2 separate regions of the Homo sapiens genome follow, and region 1 is linked to region 2. A link is a loop called in an ENCODE intact Hi-C map of the cell type or tissue named here. Cell type or tissue: GM12878. All regions are shown on one strand.

Region 1 (8,000 bases), 74 kb before region 2:
TCACAAGCGGCATAAATCCTCCTTAACCGTTTGCCCTTACAGCTAGTTTGCATGTGATGGTAAATCTGAATTGTTACTCAGTGACTGTATTTATTAAGAACAGCCCACCTGCAAGGTACTGTGGCATCGAGGGTACCAGGTTAGGAGGAAACTAGCATTTTTTTTTTTTTAGACAGAGTCTCGCTCTCGTTGCCCAGGCTGGAGTGCAATGGCACTATCTCAGCTCACTGCAACCTCCACCTCCCGGGTTCAAGTGATTCTCCTGCCTCAGCCTCCCAAGTAGCTGGGATTGCAGGCGCCTGCCGCCATGCCTGGCTATTTTTTTGTGTATTTTTAGTAGAGACGGGGTTTCTCCATGTTGGCCAGGCTGGTCTCAAACTCCTGACCTCAGGTGATCCGCCCAAAGTGCTGGGATTACAGGCGTGAGCCACAGCGCCTGACCTCAGCAAAAGAATTTGGTAAGTCTAGAGGTAAAGCTTAATACTGTAAAGATGCTAAAGATGCTGTCTTCCCAGATCATTAATTTAGTGCAATGTCAGTCATGATCCTAGATTTTAAAAAGCAATTTTTTAAAATATAGAGACAGGGTCTCTTTGTTGCCCAGGCTGGTCTCAAACTCCTGGCTTCAAGTGATCCTCCTGCCTTGGCCTCCAAAGTACTGGGATTACAGGCATGAGCCACCATGCCTGGCCCTTAAATAGATTTTTAAATATAACTTGACAAAATAAATCTCACCGGATTGAGAAAATACATAAACATAGCCAAGAAAAACAATTTTTTTGAGTCAGAGTCTCATTCTGTGTCACCCAGGCTGGAGTGCAATGGTGCAATCATGGCTCACTGTAGCCTCACTCTCCTGGGCTCAAGTGATCCTCCAGCCTCAGCCTCGTCGGTAGCTGGGACTACAGGCACACACCACTGCACCTGGCTAATTTTTTCTTAAATTTTTGTAGAGACAGGGTTTCACTATGTTGCCCAGGCTGGTCTTGAACTCCTGGCCTCAAGTGACCCTCCTGCCTATGCCTGGCTGAAAATTTTGATGAGAATGGGGTTGTGTAAGTATGTTCACCCTGACAAAAGAGCTGTTTGCTTTGGATTTATGGACTTTTCTGTATGTATATTACACTTCTATAAATGTTTACAAAATTTGGGGTAGGATATAGAAAGTAGAGATAAACTTGTCTTATAAAAACATACTACAGGGCTATCATAATTAAAACTGTAAGGCATAATAAGACAAATAGCTCAATGAAATGGAAGAATCTTGCTACAGAATTTAATGTGTAAGACATGGGGAAATTATTGATTGTTCAATAAATACTGTTGAGACAATTAGCAATCCATTTGGAAAAAATAAATTATAGACCGCCCCTCCTGACCATATCATACACAAAATCCCCTTTAATTCCAGGGGTTAAAGATATAAATAGCATGATCATTCACTGATGGTAGAAGGATTAATTCATACTGCCTTTTTGTAGGACAACTTGGTAGGCTCCTTCAACATTTAAAATGTGCAGGTGGGGCGTGATGGCTGACGCCTGTAATCCCAACACTTTGGGAGGACAAGGCGGGTGGATCACTTGATCCCAGGAATTTGAGACCAGTGTGGGTAACATAGTAAGACCCTGTCTCTACAAAAAATACACTAATTAGCCAGGTGTGGTGTGTGTGCCTGTGGTCTCAGCTACTCAGGAAGCTGAGTTGGGAAGATAGCTTGAGCCCGGGAGGTTGAGGCTGCAGTGACCCATGATCGCACCACTGCACTCCAGCCTGGGGTGACGGAGTGAGACCTTATATCATAAACAAATAAATATATGTATGTATTTGTGTGTGCATGTGTGCATATATATGTGTGTGTGTGTGTGTGTGGGTGTGGGTGTGTATCCCTTGCTCCAACAATTTCATTTCTTGACTCTCTCAAGTTGGCCTACACATATATGTGCACATGGATTGATGTGCATCTGTGTTCACTGTGGTGCATATAATGTGATAGTGGAAAACTGGAAACTACCTCCATGTCCATTAGGAGGGGAATGGCTAAATTACATACATCCACACAAGAGATTACCATGTGTCACAATTCAAATAATAAGATAGGTTCAGTCATTCATGCAACAAATATTTATTGAGCAACTACTATGTGCTAAGACCAGTTCTTAGCTCTGGGGATAGAGCAGAAAACAAAACAGTCTCTGCCTTCATGGGGATTATATTTTAGTGGGGTTGACAGCCAATGAACAAAGAACAATAAAAATATAGTACGATTCAGAGTGAGAATATTGTGAATCAATAAAACAGGGTAAGGGGGGACAGGGACAGGGAGGTGGCATTTCAGACTGGGTGCTCATCAAATCTTCTCCAAGGAGGTAACATCTGGGCTTTATTTGAGGGAGCTCTTCATTCACGGAAAAGAGGTCTCCAGAAACATTAAGAAAAAACAAAACAAAACAAAAGTAATTACAGGACAACTTATGGTTTTTAAACTATGCCTTTGTTTTCCTAAGCATGCATATAGGTATACAGGTATAGATCTGGACATCAGCCAATGGCTGGACATGGTGGCTCACACCTGGAATCCCAGCACTTTGGGAGGCCAAGGCAAAAGGACGGCTGGAGCCCAGGAGTTCGAGACCAATCTGGACAACATGGTGAAACCCCATCTCTACAAGAAATACAAAAATTATAAAAATTAGCTGAGCGTGGTGGTGTGGGCTTGTAGTCCCAGCTACTTAGGAGGCTGAGGCGGGAGGATCACTTGAGCCCAGGAGGTTGAGGCTGTGGTGAGCTACAATCGTGCCACTGTACTCCAGCCTGGGTGACAGAGACTCCGTCTCAAAAAAACTAAAAAATGTAGACATCAGTCAAACTGCTAATATTAAAGGAGTGGTTTAACACTTATTTTCCAGCAAGCACATATTCACGTTACTTTTAGAATAGACTTTTCAACTCTGTGAACAAAAGCTATTTAGAGCACATATGCAAAAGAGTTGGGTCAGCAGAAGCAGCCTAGGGGTTAAGAGCGTCTTCCCTGGGGCAAAAATGTCCCCAGCCGGCTCAGCTGCTAGCTTTGTGACCTCAGGCAAGCTGTGGCTTCAGTTTGTCTAGAGTAGCTGTTCCATTTGGGTTTGTACCTAGAGGGAGGAGGCCAGGGGTGCTGCTGAACACCCGACAATGAGCAGGACAGCTCCCCCATTTGTCAAGAGCAATGTGGAGAAGCCGTGCTCCAGAACAAGGGGCAGTGCCCGCCTCTCAAGGGTTGAGGACTCACGGTGTGCAATGCACTTAGCATAGGCCCTGGCACATAGCAAGTACTCAATAAATAGGAACTATTTTTATTACTGGACTTCCCTGAAAACTAAAAAAAAAAAATGTTGAGAGTATGGAGGACGTGGTAGTGCCAGGAATCAGTTCTGCTGAATCCCAATTCCAGCAGCTGGCTGGAAGGGATCTCTGACCTCCACAGCAACAACAGTCTTCACGGGGTGTGTGTCTGCCAATGGGATGGCCTATACAGAGCTCCTCGTTCCTTCTGTTTGGTTTTTCTGGTTTGAATCTCATCTCCTGCCAGTAGTTCAGGGACATTCCCACCAGATCACCTGGTCTCTTGTACGTATTCAGCTGTGCTCTCTCAGACATTCCCTGTGGTTCAGAAGAAACACACTCAAGCTTCTCTTGTGGGAAAACCAAAACCCAACCCCACCTCACCTCCCACCCCCAGCTTCCCGCGCTTCCTGTGGCCCTGACCTCCTCTTTCCACCCCTTCCCAGGAAATCCAAGAGACACCCACTCTGCTGCTATCTCCTCCTTCCACCCCATCAGGTCAGCAAAACGGCTCCTGCCACATTTCCAACACCTGGCCACTGCCAACTCACTGCTTCTCCCTCTTCCTCTTGTATCGCTTCTCTGCTGCCTTCAGCACGGCTGACCACTCTCCCTCTTGGCCTGCTTGTCCTCCCACCCCTCCTCCTGCTCACTCATCCTCCTTTTCTCAACCAGGTTCTCAGAGGCTGGGCCAAGGCTGCTGCCTTCTCTTACTCCATGCTTCCTGTTCTCAATCCCCCAGCAATCTCACCCGCTGCTGGGTCCTTACTAACCTCCTCCACCCAAAGACTCCCCAGTCTGCCTGTAGCCCCCACCCTGCTGTCTCTGCCAGGTTGTCTCAAAACTCCCTGAACTCAGCAGTCACAACTGATCTCGTATCTATCCCGCCAATCTGGTCTGACTCTAGTGCCCCCATCTCAGGGAATGGCCCTGTTACCTGTGCAAGTGGGAAGCCAGCAGCTTAGGTGGAGTCCTCCATCCCCATCACCCCTGGCAGGTCCTGGGAGCACGACCTCAGTATCTCCCAGTCTCCCCTCCTCCGTCGTCCCTGCACCCATCTCACTCGCCCCTGCTTCTCTTCTGCTTCTGTACCATCGCTCGTTCTCCCTGCAACCAGAGCCATCTCTCAAAGTTGCTATGGAATCCGAATCGCATCACGCAGCCCTGCCTGCTGAAAACTCTTGAATCCACTGCTCTAAGGATGAAATGCAAACTCCTCCCCCTGTGCGCCCCCCTGCCCCCTCTACTCCAGCCACGCTGGCTTCCTCCCTGCCCTGCAGCTGTGTGCCACACGCTCCTTGTCTCCCCCTAGCTCACTTGCTTCCACCTTCCCTACATTCCCAACTGGAATGCCCACCCTACCATGCACTCGTCACCTGCAGCTTCCCCTTTTGGACCAGGTATTGAGGATACAATTTTAATCATACCCCCCAGTGGACCGTAAGTTTAATGAGTCCACTGATCCTGTCTTATTTTCTCTATTATTATGTCCCCGGCATCTGACACTATTAATACTGTGAGTGGCAAACATTCAACACATAGAAGCCATGATGACAATCTCTGAGCAGAATCTGGCATATAAACCCTACACTGATCCCAGAGAACCTTCTGGAATCAAACTCCATCAACCCTCACCACCCCCTTCACCCCCAAGTCCCCTCACTCAAGTGTCTTATGCAACTTTCTTGGTACCACCTGGGTGATTCTTGAAAGAAAACCCAAGCGTGGGCATGCCTGGGCAGCACAGTGGAGGACTGCTTCTGTTACACTGCGTAGCTTTTTACTCAGCCCGTTCACCTGCAGCACGGGTCAGGCAGTATTTACCCCAGCAAGACCCAGAGCTCAGCTGAGCTGCCTTAAGTTGAACTCCTGTAGGAAAGGAAAGGAAAAAGGAAAGACCCCCAAGGACCCAAACTGTCCTACACAAAGAGAAATGACCACCAAGGTTTGGTTCTTGAATATGTATTTTTTACTGAAAAAATCATTCATAAATTAACATACAAAAATGTACAAACACATGAGTAAATAATGTAATGACAAAGGACTATTTTTGTGAAAAGTGTTTTTTAAAACATCTTTAGATTTCAGTGCAAAAATGTACCCCTGGCACCTCTTAAAACGTAAGAGCAAGCTCAAAAACACGTAGTGATGGAAATAAGCTAGCTACGCTCAATGCCATCGTCAATGGTGAGTGGATACAATCAATCCATGTGGCTCCTGCTCAGCTATTAATGTCTGTGGTAGAGGATCTCTGACAAGAGGACCTATTATGTCAAAATGAGTATTCTTGCAAATACCCCCCCACCCCCCAAAACAGCATGAACAAACGGGGACACCTTTCCCTGCACACAGCAATCAAAGACAAGATTAAGGGGCCACCCATCAGTAGCCTTGAAGATTTTCAGCTACCAATATATGCACAAGGTCACATTTGGTTCCTGTTTTTTTTTTTAACATGACAATTTCACACTATTAACAGCACACGGGCCTGGCTGTACGTTTTTAACTATGACATTTCCCATATGATATTCGAGGCCTGGTGGACACATGACTGACAGTGCACATCCAGAGATTCTACACTCATCAGACACAGACATGACCGCAAAGGTATCAAAGTGACCCCACTTTAAGCAGTGAAAAAAGACCTTTCCTTTTGTTCTCAAATCAGCATTTTCTAAAGTCAGGTGTTAGCCTTTTGCCAACAGTGTGTACTTGATGGTAATTATGGCAACATAGAGCTTCAAACAAGATCGCCTGACAACACTGCCGCATACACATACGGCACCCAGGACTCAGAATCAGTCTGTCCTGGCAAATCCTTCCAAATGACATCATAGTGTTGTCACATTGAAAGCAACTCACAGCCTTCAGTGAGGAAAGGGGAGAGGAGAATGAGAAGGGGAGAAAAGCCAAGGCAGGGACAAAGGCCCGGTGGGGGATGGGGGTTGCAGGGTGGAGGGGGGTCTTTATTGCTATATGCACCATAAAACAAAGGAAAACCAAATGAACTTCTGTGTGTAATGTTCACTTGTGAAGGTATTTTAAAGCATGAAATGCTTAAGTCTTAAAAAACATATGCTATAGCTTACCGGCATTTTCAAGGGCAGGAACCTGCTCTCTCATATGAGCCGATAAGAGCTTTGCAATGCAATTTATTTTCTAAATACCACTCTATTCTTCAAAAGAACAAAAACACAAACAAACAAACAAACAAAACAAGGCCTGGCCAATCACTCCCACAGTTTGTGGGGATCATATGTCCACAGAACCATCACATGCAACGAAAAAAGCCCTAACCCACACACATACACACACACACCCCTACACACACCCATGTAAACTATGAAAATCAAGGAAGTTGAAGGCAAACAAGGCAATTAAAAAAAAATACGAAGTACTCTTCAGAAAGTACTCCTCATCACAATATATAAATATGTTTTATGGAAAACAAGGGCGGGGGAGGAAAACTGGCATTTTCCAGAATTCTGCAGAAGCCGACAGAGACTACAATTTGAGGGCTTTGGTTTGGGGAAAAACAAAGAGGCACAAATTCAAATACAATTTAGAACATGACTTCAAGGCTGGGCGCAATGGCTCACACCCGCCCATAATCCCAGCACTTTGGGAAGTCAAGGTGGGCGGATTGCTTGAGTCCAGGAGTTCGAGACCAGCCTGGGCAACATGGAAGAAACCCCTGTCTCTACTAAAAATACAAAAAATTAGCCAGGTGTGGTGGTGTGCACCTGTAGTCCCAGCTACTCGGGAGGCTGAGGTGGGAAAATGGCTTGAGCCTAGGAGATGGAGGCTGCAGTGAGCTGTGATCGTGCCACCACACTCCAGCTTAGGCGACAGAGCCAGACCGTCTTAAAAAACAAAACAAAAAATAATATGACTTCAAAATGCAGGTGGGGGTGTGAGCAGTGCACCTGGGCTCTTGCTGTCTGGAGCTTTGTTAGTCTAATTTCAAAGCTTCAATCCGGTCTTACCTGGATCCCAGCTGCCCCACAGCACACAAGTGTCACCAGCTCCCTGGCTCCTGGCTCCCTATTTGAGTGCTCCTTGGTTCTATGTATCAGTTACTAATGTTGACAAAGAATCTTTCCAGAAACCAAAAAGGGACACAGAGGAATCACTGAAGCCAGCTGGTAATGTAGGCACATTGTTCAGAAACTGTGGCCAAGTTCCACAAGAGAAAAAGTAAGAGGGGGAGGGATTCCCATACACACCCCCGCCCCCCGCCCCCCGCCCCGCCATGCTGATGAAAAGACAGAACACGAAGCCTGGAGAGCCAGAGATGTGTGTGCAGCGAGCCCCGAAGGGCCTGCTTTAGGCAGGAAGCAGCCTGCTCTAACAGCAGCCTCCCGCTTAGCGGAGAGTGGGATGAGCACATGCGCGGCCGACAGGGAAGAGTGAATCCAGAGCAGAAGTCAAGGGCAAGACTCGTGGGGGGGGGAAGAAAGGGACAGAAGCCAGCTCCCAGCAATAAAGGTCGGGTTATTTTGTTCTTTTGTGACATGCCCTATATCCACTCCCTCGCCAAAGTGACAGCAATTCGGGAGATGACATTCTTCAACTGCATTTTAACTGAGTTCCTGCACTTGCCAACCAAGTAAGTGGCCTAATACATAAATCCTCAATTTGAATTGGAGCCAGCTAGAAAATTAAATTTTAAAAAG
Region 2 (8,000 bases):
TACTAAACACCAAAACATAAATGATGCTGATTAATGGAGATTTGGGGCTAAGAAAATACCAAACAGGCTAGGCGTGGTGGCTCATGCCTGTAATCCCAGCACTTTGGGAAGCCAAGACAGGTGGATCAGGTGTTCAAGACCAGCCTGACCAAAATGGTGAAACCCCATCTCTACCAAAAATAAAAAAATTAGCTGGGGGTGGTGGCATGCGCCTGTAACCCCAGCTACTCAGGAGGCGGAGACAGGAGAATCACTTGAACCTAGGAGGCAGAGGTTGCAGTGAGTTGAGATCATGCCATTGCACTACAGCCTGGGTGACAGTAAGATTCCACCTCAAAAAACAACAACAAAAAAAGGAAATACCAAACAAAATGTGCTTTTCCCTATCTTCGAAATCATCATGTCTTTTCATTCCTGTATGGCAAAAAATAAATCCCGTGTCGCCTGCCGAATCCGAATCTAAATAAATGAATAAAGACAGAGAATAATAAAGAAAGAAAACAGCTTCAAACTTAAACACGTTAGAGCAAGAGAAACAAACAAACAAAAAAAACCATGACTCCTGCTTTCTCAAAAATCACATCAGTAGCTTATAAAGACCTTCATGGGCAGAAAAAGAATGGGCACACTGTAGGGAGCAAAAGGTAAGTGATAATATTTACAAAGTAGTGTATTTTAAAAGCATAAACAAAAAATTAGGTAAATTGGGCCTCATTAAAAACTTTTTTGTGCATCAAAGGACACTATCAGAAGTGAAAAGACAACCCACAGAATAGAAAATATTTGTAAATCATGTATCTGATAAAGGTTTAATATTATTCAGAATCCGTAAAGAACTCCTAACAGGCCGGGCATGGTGGCTCATGCCTGTAATCCCAGCACTCTGGGAGGCGGGGGTGGGAGGATGGCTTCAGTCCACGAGTTTGAGACCGGCCTGGGCAACATAGGGCAATCCCATCTCTACAAATAATGTAAAAATCAGCCGGGCTTGCTGGCACGCACTGGTGGTCTCAGCTGCTTGGGAGGCTGAGGTGAGAGAACTACTTGAGCCTGAGAGGTTGAGGCTGCAGTGAGCCGTGATAGTGCCACTGCACTCCAGCATGGGCAACAGAGCGAGAGTCCATCTCAAAAAACAAAAAAAAACCCTAAAAAATAGTGATTACTGGCCAGGCGCGGTGGCTCACGCCTGTAATGTCAGCACTTTGGGAGGCTGAGGCGGGCGGATCATGAGGTCAGGAGATCAAGACCATCCTGGCTGACACGATGAAACCCCGTCTCTACTAAAAATACAAAAAAATTAGCCGGGCGTGGTGGTGGGTGCCTGTAGTCCCAGCTACTCGACAGTCTGAGGCAGGAGAATGGCACGAACCCGGGAGGCGGAGCTTGCAGTGAGACCAGATGGCGCCACTGCACTCCAGCCTGGGCGAGACTCCGTCTCAAAAAAAAAAAAAAAAAAAAGTGATTACTGCATAACATTATGAATGTAATTTATGCCACTAAACTGTACACTTAATTACTTAAATTACTAAAATAGATACATGGCAAATTTCATATTTTACCACCAAAAGAAGAAAAATGTACAAAGTAGATTTGGAAAAAATTAATTCAGTCACTTCAAAATCAGGATTAATTAATTCCTTTCCCCAAAGTAAATGCAGTCCAACGACCAAGAGGCTGGTCTGCCCAGACAATAGTTTCTTCTTTCATTTCATTAAATATTTAAGTACATACAACGTGCTGGGCACCATCCTAGGCACAAGGAAATTACAATCCAGAAAACTTCCCTCTCATGACTATATAGATTATGAGGATATGGGTCAAATGAGCTTTTCTAAAAAAGTTAAAGCATTAAATGCTTTTATTTAAAACATACAGATTCAGCCGGGCATGGTGGCTCAAGCCTGTAATCCCAGCACTTTAGGAGCCCAAGGCAGGTGGATCACCTGAGGTCAGGAGTTCGAGACCAGCCTGGCTAACACGGCAAAGCCGCATTTCTACTAAAAAAAAAAAAAATAGCCAGGGGTCATGGTGCTCGCCTGTAATCCCAGCTACTCAGGAGGCTGAGGCAGCAGTATCACACGAACCCAGGAAGCAGGGGTTGCAGTGAGCCCTGATCGCACCACTGCACTCCAGCCTGGGCAACTGAGTGAGACTCCATCTCAGGAAAAAAAAAAAAATACAGATTCAAAATAACTATATCATGAATCCTAAAGTCAGTCTACTATCATTTTTGGTCTATCTGGTTTGACTTCCTTAGGTTGGCAATTCTGTCATTTTTCTGAACAGGAATAAAACATTTTTTTCCTTTTTCAATTACATAAGCAAGACACAACACAGTATTTAGGAAAACACTATTTTATGACCTTCACCAGCCAAGTCTACCAATCAGCAAATACACACATCCTGATCAGGAATACAATTTAGGCTTGGTTCCTGAAAGTAGAACTTAAAATGGGATAATGAGCAGCTCTGTGAGGAAAAAATAACCCTGTCTCTCCATCTTCCCAAGCTTATGATTGTTCAACACAGTAGAATTAAGAAGAAGGTTTAAATGTCAATTATCCATACTTTTAGGACTACTTGGGAGGGGGTGGAAAAAGTTACCTCTTTACTGATATTTAAATATCCTACAACTTTTTAATAAAAATAATATACAGTTGTGCTCACTAGCATACCCTGGATCCACTGACATGTAAAAACACAACATTGCGGCCGGGCGCGGTGGCTCACGCCTGTAATCCCAGCACTTTGGGAGGCCGAGGTGGGCGGATCACGAGGTCAGGAGATCGAGACCATCCCGGCTAAAACGGTGAAACCCCGTCTCTACTAAAAATACAAAAAATTAGCCGGGCGTAGTGGCGGGCGCCTGTAGTCCCAGCTACTTGGGAGGCTGAGGCAGGAGAATGGCGTGAACCCGGGAGGCGGAGCTTGCAGTGAGCCGAGATCCCGCCACTGCACTCCAGCCTGGGCGACAGAGCAAGACTCTGTCTCAAAAAAAAAACAAAAAAAAACAAAAAAAAACCACAACATTGCTGTCTTACAACCTACTCTTTCCGGTACCCAATACTCCACAATATTTTTCATCTTTATAATTAGGCTACTAACCACCTAAGAGAACTGTTCATAATTGATGACAGTAATGAAGGTGCCTCAGAAACAATGAACAGGTTCGCTTCTGATTGCTGCAAAGTACCTGGGTAGCTCCGTCACCTGCAAAGGCAGAGGAACAATACCCAGGGTCTAATAATTGCTTACTCAAACTAACAAAAGGAGAAAAAAAAAAGAGGAAGTAGAGAAGGGGCAGCACTCTAAATTATTTAATGTGATTCCCATGCTTGGGAAAACACTGAATTCATGCAACCAGCAGGAGCTGGAATGCTCCTCAGTATAAAAGGCACCATATAAAAAGAATTACTGAATCCAAATGCAATATTCATTTTCATTTAACATCCAACTACCTAGAGGATTGAGGTAATGAGTCTGGGGCTCTATTTCACACTTAAAAGCTGAAGTGTGAAGCCAGAGGAAAGGACTGGCTTAGCAGATCAAAATGTAAAAGGATTAGCCCACAGGACAAAAAAAATGGTCCAAAAAAAGGAAAAAATGGTCTTAACATCCCAAAGATATTTCCAAAAATTCTTTCTGATTTTCTTTCCTTTGACCAAGACAGCACAATTTTCCCTCCCTTCCTTAGTGACAATGATTTCAAAGACAGATTTCCATGTAGAGACACGAAGTCTGGAGTTCCCAGGCTAATGTCCGAAAGCAATGGCACTGCACAGTGGGGACCTTGCCATTCACCCCAAAGACTGAAACTATAAAGTCTGAAGATTACACACAAGCATGTCACCATTCTCACCGCAGCAGTCTGGGGAGGAGATGAAGTCAACGGGAAATCAGAACTTTAAAAGACAGTGTCTTTACTTGACAAAATGATTCCTTCTTTACTTCAAAGGTTCAATTCACACATGCTCAGAATCATGAAACTTCAGATCTGAAAGGGACCCTAGAATCTGCACAATAGTCCAGTCTCCTCAGTTCACAGAAAACAGGAAAAAAAATTCATACCTAGTTATTGGTAAAGTCAGACAGGAGCCCAAACCTAATCTCAGTTTAATATGAGCATGAGACCAAGAGGGCACCTCCTATGGTTATAAATAAGAATCATAAGGCCGGGTGCAGTGGCTCACACCTGTAATCCCAGCACTTTGGAAGGCCAAGGAGGACGGATCACCTGAGGTCTGGAGTTAGAGACCAGCCTGGCTAACATGGTGAAACCCCATCTCTACTAAAAATACAAAAAAAAAAAAAAAAATTAGCTGGGCATGGTTGCAGGTGCCTGTAATCCCAGCTACTCAGGAGGGTGAAGCAGATTGAGAATCACTTGAACCCAGGAGGCGGAGGTTGCAGTGAGCCAAGATCGCACCATAGAACTCCAGTCTGGGCAACAAGAGAGCGAAACTCCATCTCAAAAAAAAAAAAAAAATCATAAACATAAGGACCTTTGTGTCAAGCTCTGTGCTAAGCCCTTTTATGTGCATATTCTACTTAATTCTGACAAGTAGCCTGAGAAAGGTAGTATCCTCTATTTGAAAACAAAATGAATCTGCCCACTCCAAGCTGATCTGAACCCAGATCTCTTTTCAACCACATTGTATGTGCTTCAGGAATATCTTAATAATTCTCAACTTTGGGCAAGTTAATGACTCAACTTGACTTATATGATCATCTATAAATTGACAGATGTAGTCAAAAGTTTAGAATTCAAAGATCTCCCATAACTGATAACATGACACTCAAATGCTGGGTACCTGGGTAGCTCCAGGATTTTAAGTGGATCTTAAAATCCCATTAATTTTTCCTCACAATTTTCTACAAAACATAACTCGTGTGCAAAGGCAAGCATACCTTTATTGGCTACTAGAAAGTGAAGAACAACTGCCCTTTTCCCCACAGTGCACATAGGCCTGCCTCTTCTCTTCAGCCCACACCCAACCTGCTTGCTTACGATTATCTGTTTGTCTTAGCCAGTGGTAACCTCCCTTTTTCTCTATTTCTCTGACAGGCCTCAGCAGCATTACATTGCTCACTTCTTACGTGCTAAGGTTTTTCTTTGCCTTATGTGATTAGATGTGCCGAACATACTTCCAAGATCTAAAAAGCAGCAAAATTTAGGGAAGCAAGAAGTCAATTGTATTCTGGCCTTCTGCTGCTTTGGAATTTCTGCTCTCTCAGAGAGCTCTAAAGAGGCATGGCAACACAGAGCCCCTCCTTCCTGGTGATTATTATACAAGGCTCCCACTGGCCTGTTCAGCTGGGGCGGGGGGAGTTGATGCTGGAACAGAATCATCTGCCGGCTAGGTATCCTGGAACAGTAATTAATACTGTTTGAATGGCTGAGACTATCCAAAACCAACCACTTTCTTTCTACTAAAGAAAATTTCAACTCCAAACCCAAGACCTGGCTTCCAATATAGCAAAAACTCCACAAAGAGAACATAAAACATCACCAAAGTCCTGGTCAAAAGTGGTGCTGTTTACTTTTGTAACATCAACCTGTTCTCCAAACACGGCTTCCTCCTAAGAAGAAGGGACAACACTATACTCAAATATGTGCGCAAGAGTGCATGTGGATTTGGAGCAAAAAAAAAAGGTGTCCTTCACGGGATAAGGCTCTTTAATTCTCTGAAGTGAAGTAACCCATATTTCCCCATATGTATTTCATTCTAGAAAGCTCAGAAACTGAGTGTGCTGAGGGATTCAGAGGGCTTTTTCATGTCAAGAAAAAAAAAAGGCTATTTTCAGACTACACTTGAATGGGGAAAATCTGAAATTTTCATGTGGTTATTAGGAAAAGTTGTATTTGATTATATAAAACATGTATCTTCTCTAAAATCGTTGTTTGGAGACAGGGTCTCACTCTGGGTACCCAGACAGAGTGCAGTGGTTCAATCATGGCTCATTGCAGCCTCGACCTCCCAGGCTCAGGTGATCTTCTGACCTCAGCCTCCCGAGTAGCTGGGATTACAGGCAGGCACCACATCCAACTAATTTTTTTGTATTTTTAGTAGAGACGAGGTTTCACTATGTTGCCCAGGATCGTCTTGAACTCCTGGACACAAGGAATCCGCCCATCTTGGCTTCCCAGAGTGCCGGGATTAAAGGCATGAGCCACCTTGCCCAGCCTTTTTTTTTTTTTTTTGTCTAAAATCTTAGGAATGGCCGGGCACGGTGGCTCACACCTCTAATCCCAGCACTTTGGGAGGCTTTGGTGGGCGTATCATCTGAGGTCAGAAGTTTGAGACCAGCCTGCCTGGCCAACATGGTAAAACCCCGTCTCTACTAAAAATACAAAAAAAAAAAAAAAAATAGCTGGGCATGGTGGCAGGCGCCTGTAATCCCAGCTACTTGGGAAGCTGAGGCAGGAGGATCACTTGAACCCAGGAGGCAGAGGTTGCAGTGAGCCAAGATCATACCACTGCACTCCAGCCTGGGTGACAGAGCGAGAGACTTCATCTCAAAAAATAGTAAGATAAAAATAAATTAAAATCTTAGGACCAATGTTTATGTAGAATGTAAATGAATTATCAACATTCTATATATGAAAGCATCTCACTAGCTTTATTGAGGTATGATTTCTTAAAAATTCTCTAAAAGATTGACTAAGATGCAGTTCTAGTTTTTCAAAGGGCTTTGGGATTTTTTGAAAGTATCAGATCATTGAAATCAAGTCACTTGCTCAAGGTCATTCGATCAAATCAGGTAAGATTAGAATTACTGGCTCCTGCCTTCCAAAAGCCAGCCATAAATCAAATTTCTCTTGGAACTAAGCAGGCCAAAAATGTCAAAATCATTCCCCATCTCTTTTCTTCAGTAATCAAGGAAAGAGAAAAATTAGTTTAAATGTAGAACAGAATTTCAATTAATAAAATGTCATCGGCCAGGCGCAATGGCTCATGTCTGTAATCCCAGCACTATGGGAGGCCAAGGTGGGCAGACCACGAGGTCAGGAGTTCAAGACCAGCCTGACCAACATGGTGAAACCCCATCAAAAATTAGCCGGGTGTGGTGGCAGGTGCCCGTAATCCCAGCAACTCAGGAGGCTGAGGCAGGAGAATTGCTTGAACCCAGGAGGCGGAGGTTGCAGTGAGCTGAGATTGCGCCACTGCACTCTAGCCTGGGCAACAGAGCGAGACTCCATCTCAAAAAAAAAAAAAAAAAGTCATCAATGCATAAACAATTACCCCTAACCATGCACAGGCACCTCTCTTGAAACCGATAACTGTTTCGACAATTTGCTAAGGTCAGTAACCTCTACACAACCTTGCCATATGATGGTACCATAAACTTATTAAGATTTTAAATCAGCACCTCATATGTATATTTATAAATAGCTCGCTTCTGTTATCTTTTAAAAGACCTGATCAGACTGGAGTACGGAAGTACTCTGAGCTCTCGGATTTTTTTTTAAGTTAACAGGTCATAAATAAGTTCAAAAGTTTTCTGCAGAACCCTGAAGGGAATAGGGATATTTCAACATTGCAAATAAAACAAGTGATTAAATAAATGAGAATCATAAAGGCCAGAGGGTAGAGGGTTGAAGAGAAGGGACATCACATTTTTATGCAACATTATTACCTTGCTCCTTATCAAATCCACCACTTTCTCTCTTTCACTCTCTCACTTTCTGTCCCAACCTTCTCCTTTTAAATTGCTGATATAAAACACTACTTCCAAAATTAACAATACAAACACAACTCCCGGCCAGGCACGGTGGCTCACGCCTGTAATCCTAGCACTTTGGGAGACTGAGGTGGGTGGATCACTTGAGGTCGGGAGTTCGAGACGAACCTGGCCAACATGGTAAAACCCCATCTCTACTAAAAATACAAAAATTAGCCAGTGGTGGCAAGCGCCTATAATCCCAGCTATTCTGGAGGCTGAAGCAGGAGAATCCTTTGAACCTGGGGGGCAGAGGTTGCAGTGAGCTGAGATCACAC

What was found. Peaks named below come from ENCODE experiments on the same cell type or tissue, not always from the same donor. Only the 100,000 strongest peaks of a DNase experiment are listed, where the experiment ranks them.
Region 1: a loop joins it to region 2, with 3 times the contacts of the local background. A loop is called at or near these places in 20 of 110 quality-filtered maps.

Annotation. Positions count from the first base shown.
Region 1 is chr20:49,627,675-49,635,674 of GRCh38, forward strand. B4GALT5 (beta-1,4-galactosyltransferase 5) reads right to left here. Exons shown (of 9, transcript NM_004776.4): 9 at 5,271-8,000. LOC124904926 (a long non-coding RNA gene) reads right to left here and starts at 4,522. Exons shown (of 2, transcript XR_007067638.1): 1 at 4,262-4,522; 2 at 2,110-3,642. RefSeq lists enhancers at 2,937-2,986, 3,217-3,536, 3,587-4,269. In GM12878, no CTCF peak of the experiment used is centred here; a DNase peak (open chromatin) is centred at 3,037; H3K4me3 peaks cover 275 bases; H3K27ac peaks cover 2,117 bases.
Region 2 is chr20:49,701,728-49,709,727 of GRCh38, forward strand. All of the region lies in intron 1 of B4GALT5 (beta-1,4-galactosyltransferase 5), which reads right to left. Among named protein-coding and RNA genes, the nearest start is that of B4GALT5, 8.2 kb to the right of the region's middle. In GM12878, no CTCF peak of the experiment used is centred here; DNase peaks (open chromatin) are centred at 3,246 and 3,824; H3K4me3 peaks cover 4,343 bases; H3K27ac peaks cover 4,970 bases.